Linked DNA regions of Homo sapiens: region 2 is linked to region 1. Evidence: chromatin loops called from intact Hi-C (ENCODE). Cell type or tissue: mammary epithelial cell. All regions are shown on one strand.

Region 1 (8,000 bases):
ATCCGTGAGCTGTAATGTTTTTTGATTCTCTGTCAGCGATGGCTAGGAAGTGTGTATGTGTGTTTGTGTGTGTCCCAAAAGCAACTATGTCCCCAAAAAGTAACTGCTGATTTTCTGTGGCATAAATAAGGATCGCGACCCCAAGAGGGAAAGGAAAACAAAACCCCATGTATGTTGGTGTGTTTTGGCAGCTGGGGTATGCTGCAGGAAGAAGCCCAGTGTGGCCTAATTCCAACTGTCCCCATTTGTGAATACCCAGCCCATGAAGAAGCAAGAAGCACTGGTTTCCATTCCTGCTCTCTGCCAGTGGTGATATGACCTTGAGGAAGGCTCCTAGCCTCTAGGGGGCCATGTCCCCTCCTCCCTCAATCACAGGTTGCACCCGCCTGCCCCAGCCAATGGCCTTGAAGGTTAAGTTTGATGGCCCAGTCATGGAGGAATATTTTTTCTTTTGAATTATGTATGTATGTTTATAGGCATTAGGAATAAAACCGGGACATAAACCATATCAAAATCATGGCTTTATTGCTATTATTGCTAGAATGAGACTATATATATGATATGTATGATCTCATACATACACATATATACATACATACATATATATACAGGTTGAGTATCCCTAAGTGCTCCAAAGTTTGAAACCTTCTGTGTACCGACATGGCTCTCAAAGGAAATGCTTCAATGAGCATTGGAGCTCTTTGGAGCATTTCAGATTTTCAGATTAGACATACTCAACCTGTACATACATACATACACATATATGTCATATATGTGATTAAAAGTGAGGCTAATTTAAAGGCAAATGTTCAAAAAATATTTAAAAAAAGCATGGACATGACAAATGTAGTGCAGGTGGAAGGTGGCTGGCCAACATCTGAGGCACAGTGCTGTGGCGGTAGAGAAACATCCTAAGCTAGTCTTAGGACTTCCATAGCCACATGGTCACCCTACAGACAACTGAGGCACAGCTCCCAAAGTTAGGAAGAGTAGATTAGGAAGAGGGGTCGACTGGAAGTATTTTATCAGGAAGTCAGTGAAAGTTTCCATCTTGTATCTCTTTGTAGTGTTGTCCTCTTAGCAAGTCCACATTATTTGTTTGTTTTCTGAAAATGATCCTTAGTTTTCCTGTACTTCTGGAAATGATCCTGCAGTTCAAATTGCACCACGAAGAAAAGTTCCCAGATAGTGTCCCTAGGCCTGGCTGTTGGGCTAGTCTGGGAGCATGGGCACCTTTGTGTCTTTGGGATAATCCAGCAGTTGCAGTATTCAGGCCTCTTGCAGCTATGAGAAATTTAAGTGGGTGACTCTATAGCCAGTAAAATCTCTCCCACAAGTGGAGAAATAGGAAATAGGAAGGAGAGGTGATTAGGGGAGGAAGAGAAGCCTGCGGGGAGTCAGAGGGCTGAGCCTCAGGCTGAGCTCCAGGATACTTTCAGGTCTCCAGCCTCTGAGCCCCGTTGGTCCCCAGGGCTGCTCCATCTAGTCCCTTGGAGGATGAGGGTGAGCTCAGGTGGACTGAGGGCCAGGAGGGGGTGAAATGAGCACTTGGTGGGGAGTCCTTCCTAGTCTATGGACTCCAGGATGGCAGGGATTACAACAAACATGTGTCCCATTCATCTATCACCAGAGCCCAGCAACCCTTCCTTAATTTGTTCTACTGGTAGTTATTGCAGCCCCACCTGTGCCAGCTACTCAGCATGTAGAATGAGTAAGAGCCTCCTTGTCCCCAGGGAGCATGCAGTCTGATGGGAAAGGGTGGAGTCTCACCTCTTCTGGGGTTCCCTCCCTAGAAGAAGAAGGAAGTGTGGTTGGATGAGACCAGAAGTTCTCCTCCATTCTTAGTCTGTTGAGAAGGAGTAGCAAATTGTTGTTGGTAATCATCTGAGTACCAGAGCCTGTGAACGACTTGTGCCTTTTATACATTAGAGTGGGCTTAAAGTGACTGCATTTAGGCTGGACACAGTGGTTCACCCCTGTAATCCCAGCACTTTGGGAGGCTGAGGCAGGCAGATCACTTGAAGTTGGGAGTTTGAGACCAGCCTGGCCAACATGGTGAAACTCCGTCTCTACTAAAAATATAAAAATTAGCCAGATATGGTGGCACACACCTGTAATCCCAGCTACTCTGGAGGCTGAGGCAGGAGGATTGCTTGAACCTGGGAGGTGGAGGTTGCAGGGAGCCAAGATAACGCCACTACACTCCAGCCTGAGGGACAAAGCGAGACTCCGTCTCAAAAATAAATAAGTAAGTAAAGTAGAGTGGCTGCATTTATACCATCACTTTCCCTCTCTTGCCTTTCTAGGAACTTCCTGGAAAGGTCCACTGGGAAAGTCAGGAGGGCTGTTAGCTTGTGTACCTTGCGTTAGAACCCCAAAATTGCCTTGTCTCTTGTGGCTCTGTGAAGGGCCAGCCTGCCATCGTGCTCCAGTAATAACCGTGGGGATGGCATGTTATCAGCAGAGTTCACTTCTCTGCAAACATGTGTGGGGTTCATGAAGCCTGGGCCTGGGCCAGGACAAGTGGGCACGTGCAGGTCAGCAGGTAGAGGAGAGTCCGTTGGCACCTTCCCACCCCAGAGGATACTCTTCTGCCCACATCCCCACCAGAGCGATGAGGAGCCCCAGTTTAGCCCTGTGGCCCGTCCATGATCCAGGATCTCCATTAATTCCAGACTGATTCCCAGCTCCCCTTCCCTCAGGATTACAAGGGGCTCAGACATGCCTATTTGCTGTGTCATTTACATTTCTAAAGGGGACACAGGGCGTCTGACTGGTACAAAGCTCTGGACTCCAGCTTCCAGCCTTATACAAGGACGTTCCCTGGGAGGGTGCTCCTGCCCCTCCACATGTGGGCAGCAGGGATTCTGCATGAAGGCTGATAAAGTGTTGAGCTGGGTGGCTGTGGCTGCCTTCATGGTGGCCCCATTCGTCCTCCCTCCCGGCCAGTAAAGCCAGAAAGGGTGAAAAGAGCTCAGCCAGGAAACCTGAGGGCTGAGACGGCACAGCAAGTCATTTCTACTCCTTCTTTGGAGCCTTGGGAGCCATTTTACTTTCCTGCTCTTTATGCAGAAGTGGGGAGAATAGCTTCTCCACTGATCAAGAGAGAGAAGTGTGAAAATTGTTTGAAAGTCTAACGGGGTGCCCGCCCGACCGGTGCAGTCACAATGAAGGTCCCAACCACCTTATTTAAAATCTTACCACCACCCCACGTGCTCCTGGTGCATCTCATCTGTCTTCCCAGCTTGCACTCATCACCATCGCAGATGCCATTCAGTTTGCATCACCGTTCTCCACCCACTAGGATGTACGCCCCATGCAGGTGGAGAATTTATCTGTTACTTGCCCTGTTCAATCTCCAGACCTGGAACAGTCCCTGCAACACAGGAAGGGCTCAGGAGATATTTTTTGAATGAATCGAAGGAAGGACCAAACAAGTGAACAAAGGAAGGAAGGAAAGACAGAAGGAAGAACAATTTCTAGTACAGCCTGTGTTCTTTTGCGTTACGGTTGCAGTTGTGAGTGTGCTCTTCAGAAAGCGGTATTCTTGGTGTAGTGGGATCTGGTGTGGAGGCGAGGAAATGGGAGTCACTCTGCTGCCACTGGCCAGATGGTGACCAACAGCCTGCCCCTTGACCTCTCTGGGCTCCAGGTTCTCACCTGTGCATTGTGGGTAAGAATATCGGCCGCACAGGGAGGCAGTGGGGCAAGTGTGCACATGAGGCCCAGAGCACCTCCACGTTTCCCTTCTGGCACCCAGCCTAGGGCCTGGGAGCCAGAAGAGCTCTGGAACACCGGTGGCAGTCCTCATTTTTGCCTCCACCTTGCCAGCTCTGGGCAGGACGAGTCAGGGCCCCACAGCCCAAGGGGGCGGGGGGCGGGGAGGTGGGGGGGCGCTTTGAACTTGGAACCGAGGACCTTTATTGTGGATCCAGTAAATTAAGTTTCTCGTCAAGAACTTGAAGCGACACAGCAGCTTGCCGCTTTTGTCCCCCAGCAATTTGCATTCCGTGGTCTGTTATAATTTTCTAAACATTTGTTGGTCTTCACTGTCAGCCCCGTGTTCTCTCTGAAGTGTGAAGTGCTTCCACTCCATTTTTTGCCCTCAAAATTTTACTTTCTGTCTTTTCAGTCTTTGGGGAGCTGAGGGGATCTTGCAAGAAATCACATTGTTCCTGCCCCAGATTCCCGCTCCTCTCACTCATCATTGTGTTTCAAGTGTGTGTTTTCAGGGCAAGAACAGAAAGGCCTGTCACAGATCCAAATGGTGGGGTCTGCTTTCTCCGGGCACTGGTGCACCAGTTCCCCAGATCCACCTCCTCTGTGCAGGGAACTGGAGCCTGAGACTAAGGCGTCCAAACTCTGGAGCTGGGATGAAAGATGCCCACACTGTGAGAGCACCTCAGAACACCAAATCTTCCCTGCCTCCCCAACCCACAAAAAGATGAATCAGGGAAAACAAGACCCCAGTTCAAGACCCTACCTGCTGAACCTCACAGATGTTACCATGGAATTGCTGCCACCTGGTGGCAGTGTACTCTGATTCTAAGCAAGGACCCAAAGAAGATTGGGCCTTCTGGCTGTTGGACTTTCAAACAAAAATGTCCATATCGACATCAACACAGAGACATTATATACGGTTTTGAAAATATTGCAAAGTAGTGGCCCTCACTGAGGTGGGGGCCACTACTTGAGACTGAAAATCCCCCAAGGTTTCCTTTCAATGTATTTGTTCCTGAGTTAGTTTCATTGTTCCTAATACCAAGCACTGGAATGTAAAATCAGATCATCACACATGGCGCTTATCTTCAAGGAAATGACAGTCTCTTGACACAGACACATGATTAAGCCAATGACAACAGTGGTGCCGGGCGGTGCTGAGGTTGGAACTGACCTGACAGGTGTACTCCTTCCAGTCAGAGGGTAAATTCCTCTGTAATTAGAGATGCATCACTGATCTAACATCATGCACGCTTAAAGGTAGTGGATGTTTATTCTTTTCTTGTTTCATTCCTGGCTGTTTCAGCAGTGTCTTATGATCCACAGTCCTGGAGGTTGAAACGCTGCTTGGGTACTCATAAAACTACTGATGCTGGTTATCATTGATTGATTGCTGACTTTATGCCAGGTACTGTGCTTTAGAAACTTGTCTTTTAATTTATCCAATCAGCAAATAGTTGAAAATTATTATATTTTAGACATAGGAGCTAAATGCTATATATAGGTAAAATTCTTATGACCTATAAGATAGGACCTGAGGTCTTTTTACATCATCTTATAAGTCATGAGAATTTTAAAGCCTGTGTCTTAAAGGCTCTACCAATGAGAGGACTGAGGCTCTGAGGGGCTGAAGCTTGCACAGCCAGCAGCTGAACCCAGGTGAGTCTGACTTGGCTGTGTGAGGGATACGGTACTGAAACTGTGTCGTGTCTGATTTTCCTGACCTCTCTCTATCCCTGCCCAGTCCTGGGCTGGCATTCCGGCTCTGGAATCTCTGAGCATCCCAAACCTATGTGACAACTTTGCAAGAATCCTAGAATCTTAGCCTTGGGCAGCTTTAATCTCCATTCAGCGCAGGAATCTTCTCTGTGGTAACCTTGTCAGCCTCCAGTTGGCCCCTCTGAGAGGGAGGCCTGTTACCTCTACTTTGGGACAACGTTCTACTCACCTGGTTCCCAATGTTGAGACATTCATTCATTCTATAATTTGATTATTCTTTCTTCACTTATCTGCTTTAGTTTGTCAGTCCCCCACTTTGAGAGTATCTACCAAGGTTGAGCATACTAAGTTAAGTGCAGCCTGAACAACTGAGGCACAAGTCGGCCTCCTCCGAGTGAATAGAATAGAATCAAATCACCTCCAAGGTGGGCTTCTATCTCCTCTTGATCACCGCTGCTCCCTTTCTCACATGGCAGACCAAGGGAGCTTGTTAAAAGGGATCCTGGATCGTACAACCTTCTGGCATTGTTCTTTGAATGCATTTTCCTTTAATTATTTGAATGCATTTATATTATATATTTATAGTAGCTTCTTTAAAATCTTTTATACTACGTAGTTGAATTACTAGATGACCACCTTAACCTTGTGTAGGCTCAACTTTGTTTTCTTAGTGCAGGTCTGTAGAAATCTGGACTGTTCCCAAGCCCCTCTAACTCAATAGGACTTGATAGGATTCCAAGCTCTGCCTCCCCTATAAATCTCATCAGGGCTTGGCTTTAGACTTAATTAGGATGAGTGTAAAGTCGTTCTGACTCTAGAGCATGGGTCTCAACTGAGGAAGCTTTACCTCCCAGGAGACATTTGGTAATGTCTAGAAACATTTTTTGATGGTTACAATTAGGGGATGTTACCAGCATGTAGTGGGTAGAGCCCGGGGTACTGCTAAACATCTTACAATGCACAGGACAGCCCCCATGATAAAAAAAAAAAAAAAAAATCAGGTCCCAGATGTCTGTAGTGCTGAGGTTGAGATACCCTGCCCTAGGACATGGTTCTTGCTCCTATGGTGAGGTCTTTCTGTGTCTCAGCTGAGTGCCAAGCATGAAAACTTGGGGTTGACCAGATCTCTCCACTGTGGCAGGGTTGGGAGCCCCCATCCCCTTGCCTCCCTCCCCCTGCCATCAGCATCCAGACTCCAGGGTCTCTATTCTACTCATCTCTGTAGCAATGCTCTCTGGTGAGCCTTGAGCGGTCCCACCTAGCCAGCCCAGCCTCACAGAGAGCCTCCACATGGACTTCTGGGTCCCCTCTGTGCACAGCTCCCTTTCCAGCACTCCCACTGTGGATTCCAGCTGTTCCCACTGTCCTCACTCTGGCACTGCCTCCTCTGCCCAGGGAGACTGCATGCTATGCTCAGACTCAGCTCTCTGCATGGTGGTCAGGAAGTAGTGACCAAGCAGCAGGATGGGCAAACCCTCTCAGGGGTTCCCATCTCTCAGGATTGCAGTCTAGCCCTGCACATTGTCTACTACCTGAAAATAGTGGTTTCCGTTATTTTGTCTGCTTTAATAGTTGCTATGGCAGGAGGGCTGGGCTGATCCCTGTTACTCTGGTGTGACCAGAAGCAGAGATCGACTCCCTTGCTCACCACCCCATGGCTGCATCCTCTTGCTTCAGGATTCAAATCAAGACTGCTCCCCGTGGCCATGGTCAAGGAGCCCTCTGTGGCCTGGTCCCTGTCCCATACAGCCTTGGGCATTCCAGGATCAATTCTGTTGCAGGGCTCTGACTTCTGCCTGGATCACTCTCCCCTGAGATATTCCTGTGGCTGGCTCCCTGTCATCCTGCAGATCTCAGCTCCAAAGTCAGGTCACCTCTGACCACATGAGCTCAAACGTCCCTCACTAGGCTGGGTATGGTGGCTCATGCCTGTAATTCCAACACTTTGGGAGGCCAAGACATGTGGATCACTGAGGTCAGGAATTCCGGACCAGCCTGACCAATATGATGAAGCCCCATCTCTACTAAAAATACAAAAATTAGCCAGGCATGATGGCATGTGCCTGTAGTCCTAGCTACTGGGGAGGATGAAACCGGAGAATTGCTTAAACCAGGGAGGTGGAGGTTGCAGTGAGCCAAGATCATGCCACTGCATTCCAGCCTGGGCAACAAGAGCGAGACTCCATCTCAAAAAAAAAAAAAAAAAATCTCTCCCTAGACCCTATGACCTAACAAAGCCCTTGTTTTATTTTATTCACAGGGCTGATGGCTGTCTGAAGTAATCTCATGCTTATTTGTTGATGTGTTCATTGTTAATATCCCCATTAAGAAAGTGATCTCCATGTGAGCAAAGAATTTGTCTGTCTTATCCGCTGTGAACTTCTCAGCACCTGACACAGAGCCTGGTGCATGAGAGGCTCCCAGTCAGCACTGGATGAATGTATGGACAGATGGATGGATGGATGGGCAGACAGACGGATGGATGGATGGATGGATGGATGGAAGGAAGGATGCACAGATAGATGATAGATGGATGCATGAATGGGTAGATGGATGATAGG
Region 2 (8,000 bases), 110 kb before region 1:
AGGTGCAGTGACAGGCAGTAGGAGGGTGCCAGCTACTCCTTGAGGTCCCACTCCCACCCTCCTTACACTCCCATCCATGCAGAAACCAAAAGACATGGAGCTACCTGGTTGCCATACACCTTAAAAGTGATTTGTTTTTTTGCCAGCTGAGAGCAAGGCCCATGGAAACAGAACCTAGCTGGTAGGTTACCAAAAAGTGAAAAAGAGGCACGGGGGAGGTAGAGGCAAGAAGAGCCCAGAGACAAAATTCTCCAGCTTCTTTATGTGCTGCAGAGCCACAATGCACTCTGAAGAAGAAGGCAGCATCAAGCTGCTATTGAGAGCTAGAGAGGAATCTCTTGAATGATTGTATTCAATGGGTTTCCATTGGGACCAGAACTCCTGAAGTCTTCAGGATGAACTGTCTGAGTAAGAGGTAGGGAGTCTTCATAAAGGACCTAAATACCTAAACAGTGTCCATCATAAATAAAGAGCTCCTGCAAATCAATAAAAAGACAGATATCCCAATAGACATCTAGGTAAAAGATTCGAACAGGTACTTCACAAAATGGCCAATAAGTATATGTAAGGAGGTTCAACCTCATTACCAATCAGGGAAAGGCAAATTAAAACCACTAACATAACATCAAAGTAAAGAAGCCAGACAGCAAACAAACACTACATGCTGTAGGACTTATTCATATACAGTTAAAGAGCAGACTGGTAGAACTCAGGATAGTGGTTATGGTTGCTGTGGGCGGGGGCCTCATGACTTGGGGGGGACTTTGGGTCAACAGAGACTCTAAGATGCTGGTGCTAGAAGCTTTTTGACCTGGGCGCAAGTTTCATGGATGTCTAATGATTAGTTCGTGAAACCTACTGAGCTATCACTTAGGATTGTGCATTTTCCTATATGTCTGTTAAATTTCAGTAAAGATCGGTGTGGAGAATCTCTCAAGAAGATAATTCTATATTCATTCTCTCAATTTTCACACATCTGGGGGCAGAAAAAGTACTGAGAGAAAGATCTTTCCTGAAAAATATTTACCTGACTACATTTCCACCCCTTTCCTCAACAGTGAGAGAACAGCCATGTCTGCTAGCTAACACGTGCTGTTTGTAAAATGTGTTTGGTGTGCAGAATCTCCACGTGGACAAGCCAGAGGGCTCCCTCTGAGAATTGTTTGTGTGTCCCCTTCTAGGGGACAATTGTCTATCCAGCACCTATGCATGCTGGGAACTTCCGCCTGCGTCATCCCAAATCAGGCTCCCAGGAAGCTGTGACGGAGACTGGGTGAAGGAGAGTTGGCAGCCTGCACTTTACAGCTAAGGAAGCGGAGACTCAGAGAGGGATGGCAGCACTCACGAGACACCCAGCCACTTGCCAGGCTGGGAGGCGAGCCCCCGGGCATCTGGCTGCATGTCCGGCCTTCCTCTTTCGGGTCACAGCTGTCCGTTCTCATGGGAGCAATGTTCTGAAAGTTGAAAGCAATGGAAAATCCAAACCAAGCACCATCGTTTATTAATTGTACACAATTTCCCTTCCATCCATCTATTTCCTTTTAATTCAGGCAAGCATACATCCACATGCTGCCCTAGCAGCCTGCACCCAGGCCTGGGGACTGGGTGCCCCAGGGGCCCCAGGGTTCTGGGGGTGGGTCATGGGGAAAGGCTGACTGGGTCCATGTTTGGGCAGTTCGAGGATGGCTGTGACTTTTTCCTGGAGAGCAGGGACCTGATATCTGTTAAGGGGCCTGACACAGCCTTCAAGACAAACTTACAGATGCTGACACTAAGCCCTGACACTAACTAGAGGGAGGAACTTCTGTCCTACTGCAGAAAGTGGGGAGGGGTTTTCTGACCCTGAGTGACGGAGGGACAGATGCCTGGGATCAGGCGTCAACTCCAGCCTCCCAGAGGTAGGGATGTTCAAGTCTATCTGCATTCAGGTTGGTGAAGCTCTTCCTTTTTCCCTCTCACCTCCTCCAGGTTCCTGGAGAGCCCACACCTCTCTCTTCTCCTGTCCTCAAGGAAAGGCCCAACCACCCTGATGTGTGACCTTGGCCAAGACCTCCTCTCACTCCCAGCTTCAGTCTTCTTATCCAGAAAACAGGAAATCTGGACTCTTCAATGTCACAGTCCCTTTCGGCTTTCATATTCAGGAGTTTTCAGGCTTTGTTAAAAGCAAAATGCCCAGGCCCATCCCCTGTAGATTCAGGATGTGGTGCAGGCTCAGGCCAGGTTTGGGACTTCTGCAGGTTTCAACATCATCCCTGAGGAGTTGTCTGATGCCTATTAAAGTGCACCCTCTATGACAGTGTGTACCGAACATGGCTGAGTCAGTCTCTTGAGAATTCTTGCTGGAAATCAGCATTTTTAAACACCTCCCAGAAGATTCCAATGAGTACAGGTATGAAAAATGCTGGCCTCCAGAGAAGGCAATTTCTGCTGGCCCAAGCTCCCCCATTTGGGACCCAAGTCTAGCTGCCTAACTGTGCCTCAGTTTCCTTATGTATAATGTGGAAATCATGGCTTCCTTTAGCCTCTAACAGGCAGGCAGGAGACACAGCAGATTCCTGGAGCAGTGTGGCAGGGTGCCCGATCCTGGACCCCCACCGGGGAGAATTCCAGCCTCTGTATCTCCCCGACTGGGCAGGGTCGGGCTGGGGAGGGAGGGAAGCAAGCCCAGCCCCACCTCATAAATCATATGCCAGGAAATGCAGGGCAGGCGCCCCTGCCTCCATATATCCCACACATTAGATGCTTCACTGGTGTCCCACAAGCGAGCTTTGTGAAGCCAGGCTCAGGGAAGAGGGGTGGGCAGTTACCAGAAATGAAACCTCAGCCAGCTCACTCCGGGGTCGTCTGGCCCCACAAGTCTCCTAGTGCAGGGGCTGGAAGCACGGCTGTTATTATTTTTTTTCTTTTGGAGGGGAAGCATTTGGCCCCAGGTTTGAGGGCACACAAAAGGCCCTCAAAAAGGAGGCAGAAATCTATTACCCGCCTGGCCAGAAATAGCCCTGGGGGAGGCTGGGCTGAAGCCAAGGCCAGAAGCTGTCCAGGGGACCTCGCAGAGGCCTCTGCCAGGGGAGCAGGGGACAGCTCGCTGACTCCCCCGTGGGGCTGTCAGCTGCAGGGAAGGGCTGTGAGGGATGTTTCAGCCTCAGAAAATCTTGGGTTTCATTTCAGGCTCCCCAACAGGAGGGGTTCCTGTTGAGGAGTGACTCAGGGCATCTGGAAGCCGTGACTGGTCAGGGTTCAGGTGGGCGGGCTGTGTCCTGAACTGAGGGCACTCAGGTGAGGCTGGAACCCCAGGGTTGCACCCACCAGAGAGGGCGCCCTTGTGTCATTCATCTGCCCAGAGTGAGAGCCTCAGCCCCATTTAGACAAAGACTCCAACAGGCATCAGGAGACCCTGAACAGATTTCCCCACTTTGCCTGGCCCAGGGGAATGTCGAAGAAAGGAATATGCCTGTGCACGGTGGCTGAGCAGGGGTCTGCCGACCAGTAAGGGCACTGAGATAGAGACGGAGGGGAGCTGATGTTAGTTAGGCACCAGCAGATGGGGCAGTGGAGCATCAGGCAACAGGATAAGCTGCAAGGACACCCATGTCAGCGCCTCGAGGAGGAGACGCTCCTGGGGTATGCATTTGCTCAGCCTAATTAACAGTGACTGTGCCCATTTGGGGAACACTCACTCTGTGCCGGACACTGTATTAAATGCTATTTAACACTGCATTTGGGAAACAGTTCAACTTAGTGGTTAAGAACACAGATTTATTGTCAGATCTAGTACTTCCTAGCTGTGTGATCTTGGGTATATAATTTCACATCTCTGTGCTTGAGTTTCCCCAGCTATAAAATATGGATAATGTCGTTGCTTTGAGGATTAAGTGAGACAGACCATGCATGTGAAGAACAGAGTCTGGCACACAGTAAGTGCTCATTACATGTAGCTGCTATCTGTATGATCCCTTTAGCTCTTCACAACATGGAGATATGATTATATATTGGCTAGGCTAATGCCAGCTGCTATAACAAATAAACCTCCACAATTCAGTAGCTTAATGAATATTTTTTGCTCAAATAATACAATGCTGGTGCTTCTGGTTAACAGGCAGCTCTCCTCCATGTGGTGATTCAGGGACCCAGGCTTAGAACTCTGGAGTCCCCTGAATGTGGGAGGAAGCTGGGAGAGATGGTGAAGAAGATAAGTTGGCATCTCAACCACACTGGTCTGGAAGTGATAGGCCTCCCTTCCACTCATTTTGTTGGTGACAACTAAATGATAAATAGCAGTCGGTTCAGTGTAAGGAATGCCCAGAAATGTAGTCCCTGCCCAGGCAGCCCCCATCTCATTTTGTGCTATGGAAGAGGGGGGACGAACCATGGGGGACAGTTAGCCATCTCCGCCACGTATCATTTAAGTGTTAAGATGCTGAATCTCAGAGAAATTAACTCACCCAAGGCAGAGCAGCTTGCAAATGGCAGTGCTGAGATAGGAGCACACAGCGGTCTGCCTCCTACTGTTGATATCTTTCCACCAAACACAACTGCCTCAGCCCAGGGCATTTCATCTCTTTCTGCCTGTCTGAGGTCAGGTTCTTCAACCGATAGGAGGGGAAGAGTGAGGACCTGATTCTCAGGTTGCATCTGTACCAGTCTCATGGCCCAAACAGATTCAAGGGCCTTAGTTGATGCTGGGAATGGCTGCCACTGGGACAGATGGAGAGAAGAGTGGGACCCAGATGATGGGCTGTATTTAAGACCTCAGTGGGCAAGACTCCAGCTGGGAGTCAGGCCTCAGTCCTGAAGGTGGCCTGAGATGCAAGTTGGAAAGGAAGTGTAGGGAGAGAGGGAAGCCCAGCTCCTGGGGCTGAACCATGTGGCTGATCAGCAAGGGAGAGTCCTTGGGGGCGCTTATCCCTGAGCTGGGGGCAGCCGCGAGATTCTGGGAATGATGTGTGCAGCTGTCCTGGTTTGGTGCTCTCTGAAATACACTTGAGACAAGCGGTCAAGCATGAACAGTTTATTTGGCAGTCGACCCTAGGAAATACCAGTTGACTAGGGCTGGGGAGAAGGAGGCAGGGGCAAGAAGGCTGTTATGGAGCACGTGACCCTGTGGGTAGGTGGAGCTTAGTCTTGTTGTGGACCTCTGAAAGACACCGTAGAACATCCCTCAAAGCCATCCCAGCAGGGGCTTTACCCACCAGTTCTCCATAGTAAACCCGCCAGCATGTAGAGGGAAAGTGGGGGGTCAGCAGCACCTGCCCACTGGGTGTTACTTTCCTGGGGCTCAGAATTGCCAGGCATGGCTGGATATTGATGCCAAGGCTGCTGGCATATTTCCTGGGTTGGCTTAGAGATTGGGGTGCATGTTCAGGCAGTGAATGGCCGGGTATGACCCATGAATGGGAAAGAAGGGAAGTAAGTGTATCCTCCTGAGGCAGGAACGAAGGCAGGGGGAGGATGACCCAGGAGCCACAGCCATGCTTCCAGGGACTCCCCACCAGCAGAACGTGTCCATTTTCTCTCCCTCCCCTCTCTGTACTTACTAAGTGTACATCCAGGCTGCCTCACTCGAGAGCACACAGCAATTCTCCATGCTGCACATCAGGGCGGTCGAGCAGGTACCCATGCGAGCAGGGAAGCCGGGTGGCTGGGGGCTCCTTCTGAAGTAAGCAGGGCCCCCCATGTGGCCAGGCCAGATCCATAGAGAAGGCCCTTTAAATCACACCTTTGAGGTATTTTCTCTCCTGTTTCAAAAGTTTCCGTGGAAGATTCAGGAATGAATGCCCTATTAAATACATTTTAAGGTAATGAAGTATAATTTCCCTGCCAGAAATACAGGAGGCAGGTGGCTGGTGGGAACAGCAGCACCTTTCAGCCAATTCTTGGGCTCCCAGATTTGTGTCCAGAGAGAGGTGGAGAGTTTGGAGGGGTGAGGAAGGATACTGGGCATGGGTCGGTGACTTTGTCCTACTAGAACAACACAGGGATACTCAGAAGTGCCTGGTGAGTGTAGGGTAAGTGTTCCGTGGACAGGAGATGCGGGCTCACACCAGCAGTCAGTACCGAAGCCCCTTGGCCTGGCTGTAGAGGGCTGAGTGGGGAAGAACGTCCCGATTGGGGTTGAAGGTTCAATGTTCAAGTTGGAGAAAGCCTGAGCTTTGCACCAGACACTATTGGGGTTGAATCCTTGGCTCATTACTCACACGTTCCGTTCCCTGACCTTGACCAAGGAACCTCACTTCTTGAGCAGCAACTTCCTTATCTGTAAAATAGGAACTATGGTTGTTGAATCTACCTTCTAGGGTAGAGGGGGATTAAATGGGAGAAGCCATAGAAAGCACCTGACGCAGAGTAGGCACTTGAGTGTCGTTGATTAAGGAAGACGGACGGTTGTGGTGTAATAAAACGAATAGAAACTCACGAGGTGCCTACTATGCACAGACACTCCCGAATGTGCTCCAGGCATTTGCTCATTTACTTAAGCAAGAAGCTGGGATCAGACAGAAGTGGAGAATGCACAGACTAAGCTGGCAATAGGCAGGGTCCCATGGATGGTCAGCCAGGGACAGTGGGAACACCGCTCCTGGGGTTGGCTGCGGCAGGCATCCATAGAGAGGGTGCCTGATGTTCTGGGTGTGGCAGGAGAATGCAGGCTGCAATGACACTTGAAGTCCAGCAAGCAGCAGATGTGACCTAATTGGGATGCCAGGTCTGTGGCCTGCCTGCCACCACTCTGAAGCCTATGTCTCTGGCTGACATAACAAACCCATTGCAGAATGTTCCCCCTGGGAATCTCTCTGTCCTTCTCAATGAGAGTTGCCAAGTGAAGTTATATCAACCTGCCGCCTTTGTGCTTACAGATGAACCCACAGAAAAAGAGGGTGGGTGTGAGAAACAGAGCCCTTCACCTGATATTGGGGTGCTGCTCTTGGACCCCAGCCTTAAAACAACTTCCCCCTCTCCCCATAACATACACAACCCTGTGGGACAGGATTGACTCAGGAAAGGATCGGGAGCTGAGTCTCCAAGTTCAAGAGCTCCAGGACTGCAGCTGAGCAAAGGCTGGGGCTGGCAGAGGCCACTGACAGCCCCTGGCTCAGCCAGTGCCTCAGTTCCCCATCTGGAAAACGCAGGGCACATGTAGGCTCTCCAATGGCCTCCACATTCCTAAAACCCAGCCAGCTAAGAATGTCTCCAGAGAAGATATTTGTGGCAAGGAGCCCACACTTGGGTCTTGCCCCCAGGAACTCCCCCTGGGAAAAGTTGAGGGTACAGAACTAAGATTGGAAACCTCCACAAGTCTGACAGGAACCCAGCTCCATCAGGCATATTGTGGCATTTCTCAGAGTCTCTCCTGTTCTCCAGCTTCCTCCAAGTGTGAATTGTTCATTTTATGTTTTCCCTGATTCCATCACTCAATTAACCCCATAGCAGGTGCCACCTCCTCCATGCCACCTTTAGCACAGCACAGGAATTACTAGAAACTTCTGTCCTGCGAGGACCGGCATTCCTTCTATTTCATGTTCTGCTCCATCCGGGACACTACCCTCCCCTGCCAGTTTCTCCTGCTCACCACTCATTTCCATGTGTGTCTCTTGTATTTCTTTGCTGTCACTCATCTGAGCTTTCTCAGCTCAGAGTTGTAAATTGTGACTTAAAATTCTTCTTCAACCTGTTTCATATGCATTTTGACTGATGACATATATGTTGATGCCTTTTTTTTTTTTTTTTTTGAGATGGAGTCTCGTTCTTTCGCCCAGGCTGGAGTGCAGTGGTGCAATCTCGGCTCACTGCAAGCTCCGCCTCCTGGGTTCATGCCATTCTCCTGCCTCAGCCTCCCGAGTAGCTGGGACTACAGGCGCCCGCCACCGTGCCCGGCTAATTTTTTGTATTTTTAGTAGAGACAGGGTTTCACCGTGTTAGCCAGGATGGTCTCAATCTCCTGACCTCGTGATCCGCCCACCTCGGCCTCCCAAAGTGCTGGGATTACAGGCGTGAGCCACAGCGCC

The links. Peaks named below come from ENCODE experiments on the same cell type or tissue, not always from the same donor. Only the 100,000 strongest peaks of a DNase experiment are listed, where the experiment ranks them.
Region 2: a loop joins it to region 1, with 13 times the contacts of the local background. A loop is called at or near these places in 18 of 110 quality-filtered maps.

The regions. Positions count from the first base shown.
Region 1 is chr3:10,879,180-10,887,179 of GRCh38, forward strand. The region is part of intron 6 of SLC6A11 (solute carrier family 6 member 11); the gene reads left to right. Among named protein-coding and RNA genes, the nearest start is that of SLC6A11, 67 kb to the left of the region's middle. In mammary epithelial cell, a CTCF peak has its summit at 4,528 (motif pointing left); no DNase peak of the experiment used is centred here.
Region 2 is chr3:10,769,411-10,777,410 of GRCh38, forward strand. No RefSeq gene overlaps it. Among named protein-coding and RNA genes, the nearest start is that of LINC00606, 9.2 kb to the left of the region's middle. RefSeq lists enhancers at 2,564-3,065, 3,066-3,565. In mammary epithelial cell, a CTCF peak has its summit at 3,492 (motif pointing right); DNase peaks (open chromatin) are centred at 2,271 and 3,341; H3K27ac peaks cover 1,969 bases.